Regions from separate parts of the Homo sapiens genome. Here region 2 is linked to region 1. A link is an interaction called in ENCODE POLR2A ChIA-PET data of the cell type or tissue named here. Cell type or tissue: Panc1. All regions are shown on one strand. Each heading gives the region's core, and the rest is flanking DNA. Links, peaks and the distances in the headings are about the cores only. Region 1 overlaps LOC105370276 (a long non-coding RNA gene). Region 2 has its middle 71 kb from the start of LINC01080.

Region 1 (2,924 bases), core at 99-2,598:
GAACTCCAAAATATATGGGTCTCAGGAGAAACAAATATGTGGAGCTGTAGATCTAAATCCAAACTCAACTCTGTGGAAGAAAACAAATTTTACCTGTAAAATAAGTTGAGCTACTTGACCAGTACATTAGAAATTACACAGCAAAATACTCTAAAGACAGGATCCTAAACTCATTTTCCTTTCAAAAGTAGGGAGTGAACAGATAAGGGACACTAATTGCAGCAAACAGAATGCAAAACTGAAAAGCTTAAATAAAAAAGACTGATGAAAGCATAACATTAAAAAGAGAAGTGTTTAACTGTTAAATCATCCAAATTGCTTTGCCAAATTTTGACATGCTTGGTTTCCTGTAGTAAAATCTCATTCTTTTTTTTTTTTTTTTTTTTGGCTTTTGGAAAAAAAAAGTGAGGAAAAATAACCAGCTGTTCCTTGTATAGTTCAGGAAACAAGTTTGATTTATTACTTTAAGGTTATTTTTGAATGAGCTGCTTGTGGGAGCCAGAGTGCAGAAGTCACTGAGGCCTGTCCACTTGAAGGGCTCAAACTGTTTCCTGAACAGCCCTTCTTCACTCCTCACCTCCGACGGCTATTATTGACAACGTGTGACTGGGGCCTTCTAGGATTTTAAAACAGCAGGGGTCCCAGCCAAACAATCGGGCTGTCAATTACCTTTTCCCCTGTTGTGAAAGAGGGGCCCAAGACAATGCAACTTCTCAGCAGGGAGTTGTGCAGCTCCAAGTATGTAAGCCACCCTTGCACCGTTCAGCATTCAAAACCAAGTAAATGGTTGGTGCCTTCACTTTTGTCTGTGTGTGTCGGTGCAAACCAGAATTACTGCAAGGTGTAGATGTCTCCACGGCTGGATTTTTAAGTTCTTGGTAGGGCAAAACTGACTCTGTACATTGTTATCTCTGAGCTTCATGGAAGTTTTTTCTAAGTTCCAAACAGACACAGAAAGTCCCCCTCCCCCCACCTCCCAGCCTCCTTCTGTAAGCTTGTCCTCTGGGAACGCCCAAGCCTCTCTACCTATACTGTGGCTTAAAAAACTTCCTGTGGGCATTGATGACTTGCTGTGAGCACTGTCCATCATCCCGCCCCTTTGTCTGGCAGTCACTTCCATTCGAATTTGACTGACTGAGGCAGCCTGAGTTATTTGTAAAGAACAACAAGGCTTTTCATTCATAATTTTAGTAGGGGGACAGGGTGCTAATGACTGAGCTTGAAGAACTAGGGAATGTGGTATTCAAGGCAGGAAGAAGCTCAACTGGCTGCCAGATGAGGGAAGGAAAGGATGTAGGTGAAATGTGTCTGCATAAAAAGCCAATGACATGAAGATCACGTGTATACAAATAGAAATTGAATTTTTAAAACGTGAGATAATCTGAAGGATGGAAGCAGGAAGGAGGGCAGGGAAAGTCTAACAGGATTTCATTAACTTTGGGGTCAAGTTATGTGCCAGAGTTTACAGAATCCGAAACCCATAAAGTGTCTACAAAGGAAGTGATCTTTTCTTCCACTGCTGGTTCTCCTACAAAAACAAAAGAGTAAAGAAAAAAAAAAAAGAGGAAAACTGGTTTTCACTCTTTTTTGGTACCTTTCACATACTCAGACAAAGAGGGTTTGTTTTCCCTCTTTGGAACCAAATCTCCAAAGAATTTACTTTTGGGGTCTGTAGTCCATTTTATGTACATACAGCATGAACATAATATGTAATGATTTTACATATCTGCTGCTTCCAAAGAAGAAAATTTGTAAAAAGGTAAATTTATAGTTGAATTATTTGTATAGGTAAGTCTTATGTGATTTATCTTTCTTGCAAAAATAGTAAAATTGTGGTTTGGTTTTTTAAAATTAAGAAATTAAAACTCACATTGAAGTTTTTTACGTATGATTTTGTTCAGATTCATAGAAAAAAATTGAAATAACAATGTTGCATATTTGCAATCTACTGTGAATTAGCAGAATGATACAAAACGCTTTTAAAAAAAAAATGTAATTCCGGCTGGGCGCGGTGGCTCACACTTGTAATCCCAGCACTTTGGGAAGCAGAGGCGGGCGGATCACCTGAGGTCGGGAGTTCAGGACCAGCCTGACCAACATGGAGAAACCCAATCTCTACTAAAAATACAAAATTAGCCAGGCATGGTGGCACATGCCTGTAATCCCAGCTACTTGGGAGGCTGAGGCAGGAAAATCGCTTGAACCTGGGAGGCGGAGGTTGCAGTGAGCAGAGATTGCACCATTGTACTCTTGCCTGGGCAACAAGAGCAAAACTCCGTCTCAAAAATAAATAAATAAATAAATAAATAAATAAATAAATAAATAAATGTGATTCCATAAGTGAAGAATGTTTCAATCATTTGTAGAAAATCTTTACTATGTTTCTTTCATTAAAGCAAGTCAAATAAAGGCAAAATTGAACAATAACAAATGCTGATTTTTGTAAAGATCGGCAAAAATAATTTTTCAGGCAATGAGACTCTGGCTCTTTCCATGTTTAGTCTATTAGGATTTGTGTTCTCAGGGAGCACTTAGGGCTACTGAGGCCTTGAGTCAATGTTCAGACCCTGGGTTGGGTGCTTACTAATCGCTAAACTCCTAAGCCATAAGCTGACCCAACAAACCTTCCTAAAAACAGAGGAGCAGCCGGGCTCAGTGGCTCACGCCTGTAATCCCAGCACTTTGGGAGGCCGAGGCAGGCGGATCACGAGGTCAGGCGATCGAGACCATCCTGGTTAACACGGTGAAACCCCGTCTCTACTAAAAATACAAAAAATTAGCCGGGCATGGTGGCAGGCGCCTGTAGTCCCAGCTACTTGGGAGGCTGAAGCAGGAGAATGGCATGAACCCGGGAGGCGGAGGTTGCAGTGAGCCGAGATCGGGCCATTGCACTCCAGCCTAGGTGACAGAGCAAGACTCCGTCT
Region 2 (2,924 bases), core at 235-2,734, 280 kb after region 1:
TATGCATGGTGCATGGAGATCCAATTTATTCTACAGCAGTCACCTATGGTAATGAAATGTTAATCAAGATATTTAAATTACAGCTAATGGAATGATGGCATCGTATAAGGACCAGATGTAAAATTCATTACCATAGGCTCTGTTTATTCCCTGTATAGTCATTTCCTGCTCCCCTCACCCAACATTTGACATTTCCAAGATGGTGGCAGCTTTGGAAATTTTATGATTTGATTGTGGTTTGGCTTGAGTTCAAATTATAGGGTCTGAATTTGATCAAATTAGACAACTAATGCCTCAGGCAGGAACAGTGCATGCCAATGTCAATGGTGTTAAGATGTACTATAGCATTAACTTGAGACAGAATACTGCAAACCCTTATGGTTCATAATACTTCATGTCCACAAACTATCCTTAAAACTATAATAGATGGATGTGGCCTGTGATGTATTATTATTATTTCAGCTCTTGGAGGGCTGAAATCTTTTGATCCAGAAACATGGACTTCTTGTGAGTCAATTCATTTGTGTTCACCAATGTGTACAGCAACCACATCCTTAACCCTCCCTCCTCTGCAAAAGCAGCATTGTTGAGGAGTCATGGTGGCATGCTTGTGTGACTTGTCTCATACTCTACTGCAGTTATTGTATTCATTCTTCCATTTCATGTCAAATTCTGGCACTGTGTTAAAAGACATTCCAGTGTAGTTTTTGCTTTAAAACAAGAGAAATGAGTTTATAGATTCCTGCTCAGAAGATATTTGAATAAACAAATCCTTACATTTTTATCTTTGATGAAAACTCATCTTGTTTTATTTCCCTTATGCAGGCTGTCTCATATCCTAAAATTCAGCAAGCACAAGGGACACAGTCTTTGGGCTTCATGCAGTGTGACAACATGGCCTTTTGGCAAAACATCCTAGCACCAGGCAGTGTCCTAAATAATGCCTTGTAAGTAGTTGTAAGCCCTTAGCTCTGGAAGGGCTTCCATAACTGTGTCCTCTCTCAAACTTCTGAGGTCCTGGGAGCTAGTAGAGTAAGGAAAGATGTTTAGTTTCCCTGCCTGACAGCACCCACCTCCAACCTTCCTCTCCTGCATGACTCCAAATTTCATCACTTCTCAGGTCTAAGAGGAAGGCTCTGAACAAAGCATGATGGTGTGGGAAAAAGTCACAGACTAGGACTCAGTTACCTGGTGTTTGCTTGGCAACTAACTGCATGCCCTTGAGCAAGTGATTCCACCTCCCAAGTCTTCAATTTATTCAAGTAATCAAGTAAGAGGTTACAGTCCATGATTTAATAACAGAAACAGTGACTGAATTCTTACACCTAAAACTGAAAAAATATTGAGTTAATAGCAATTAATATTGTTGAAATAGAGTAGATGTCAATTCCTCCTATATAAATAATGCCCTGCTTGCCTTTATGATACTTTTGTAGCAATTACTTTACTGTATGCATGTTAATCAAAAGATCACACTGGGCGTTTGGGACTTCACCTCTGGCTTTGGTATGAACCAGGTCTTAAATAACCGTGTGACCTCAATAGCTCACTTATTTTTCTTACCTGAAAAACAAAGAAAAGAGATCGATTTCATGGTCGCCAAAATCTCTTTGTCTGTTATCCCATAAATGATGCCTATGCTCAGCCTGGTGCCTTTGGGAAAGTCAATGAAAGCAAACATAAGATGATTAAGAGCTAAACTATGTCTTTAGCATGACACAGGTTTGCCTCAAACCTGGAAACTGGAACTCTTAGAATTAATAGCAGGAAAACAAGTTATTGTATAATTGATTTTTCCTTAAAGTATGCATTTTCATTTATCAATTACCACGTAAGAGGTCATCTCAACATTAGAGGACTTTAGTTCATAAGCATATAGCTGTTAACTTCTTGGTATATTCCAAAGTCTCTGGTCTTTTAAGTAAATCTGCTGACTTTAGTATCTAACTACCTAGTTTCCCTAGATACTATCTGATCTGTCTTGATTACTGTCAGAACCTCCGTTATAATTAGGGTTATTCCCTAGTTGAAGAGGAAAGATAAAATTATAAAACTCTTTTGCTAAAACACACCATTTCATTTGGCATATTCTGTGCTTTTCCTAATCCACCCCCAACCCCACATATTTAAAAATGAGAAGTGAGGTAAAGGATGGTTTTTTCTCAGTCCAATGGAGAGAGCTGACAAGCCAGACTAATAGCTAGTCGTAGGAGATCAGATAACATTGTCCTAAAAGGAAATGGAGGCTGGGGGTCTGCAGTTTTATTAGATCTCCAGACTGTGTGATATCCCAATTATAATATCCTTGGCTCATTTTATGCATCTTAAACTCATCCCAAAAACAATATTGAAATTATCTTTCTATCTTTTCATATGTTTAATTTTCAGAGACTTTGAGTTTGATTTTTGTAAAAAAAGATTTTATTTTTCATAAGAAATATAAGAAATATCATATACATGAAGCCTGGAGTATAAAATGATCTAGATTTCTAAATAAACTTATTTCAGTCTACAGCCATACCACCCTGAATGCGCTCAATCTCGTCTAAATAAACTCACTTCAGAAAAAATTTAAAATAGCATTTGTAACTAAGAATGTTCAGAGGAAATACTTCTTAAATATTGGAAGTTTTTCATATATATATATATATTTGTGTATGTGTCTTGTTTTCAGAAGAAAAAATGTCTCAATTCTTCTAATGAAGATCTCAAATTAATAAATTTTAGAAATCAGGATTATAATTGTGACTGTCTCACAAAATTACTTTTTTACTTAGGGAAAAATAAATACTTCAAACACTTTTCTATTTAGCAGAGTCTTTTTTAAAAATTGAATGTATGTAGTCCAATGATTAAATTATAGCTTTTTCCATTCATAGTTTGTAATTACTATTAAAAAATGAGTAAATAAAATGAACAATATT

The links. ChIA-PET counts read pairs that join two places held together with the same protein. Peaks named below come from ENCODE experiments on the same cell type or tissue, not always from the same donor. Only the 100,000 strongest peaks of a DNase experiment are listed, where the experiment ranks them.
Region 2: POLR2A ChIA-PET joins it to region 1 with 11 read pairs; 4 of 35 experiments call an interaction of 5 or more read pairs at or near these places.

What each region holds. Positions count from the first base shown.
Region 1 is chr13:80,357,702-80,360,625 of GRCh38, reverse strand. It overlaps LOC105370276 (a long non-coding RNA gene), which reads right to left. Exons shown (of 4, transcript XR_001749939.2): 2 at 1-70. Among named protein-coding and RNA genes, the nearest start is that of SPRY2, 18 kb to the right of the region's middle. RefSeq lists enhancers at 254-1,018, 1,019-1,783. In Panc1, for the core only: no CTCF peak of the experiment used is centred there; no DNase peak of the experiment used is centred there; H3K4me3 peaks cover 298 bases; H3K27ac peaks cover 1,514 bases.
Region 2 is chr13:80,080,582-80,083,505 of GRCh38, reverse strand. No RefSeq gene overlaps it. Among named protein-coding and RNA genes, the nearest start is that of LINC01080, 71 kb to the right of the region's middle. In Panc1, for the core only: no CTCF peak of the experiment used is centred there; a DNase peak (open chromatin) is centred at 1,685; H3K27ac peaks cover 757 bases.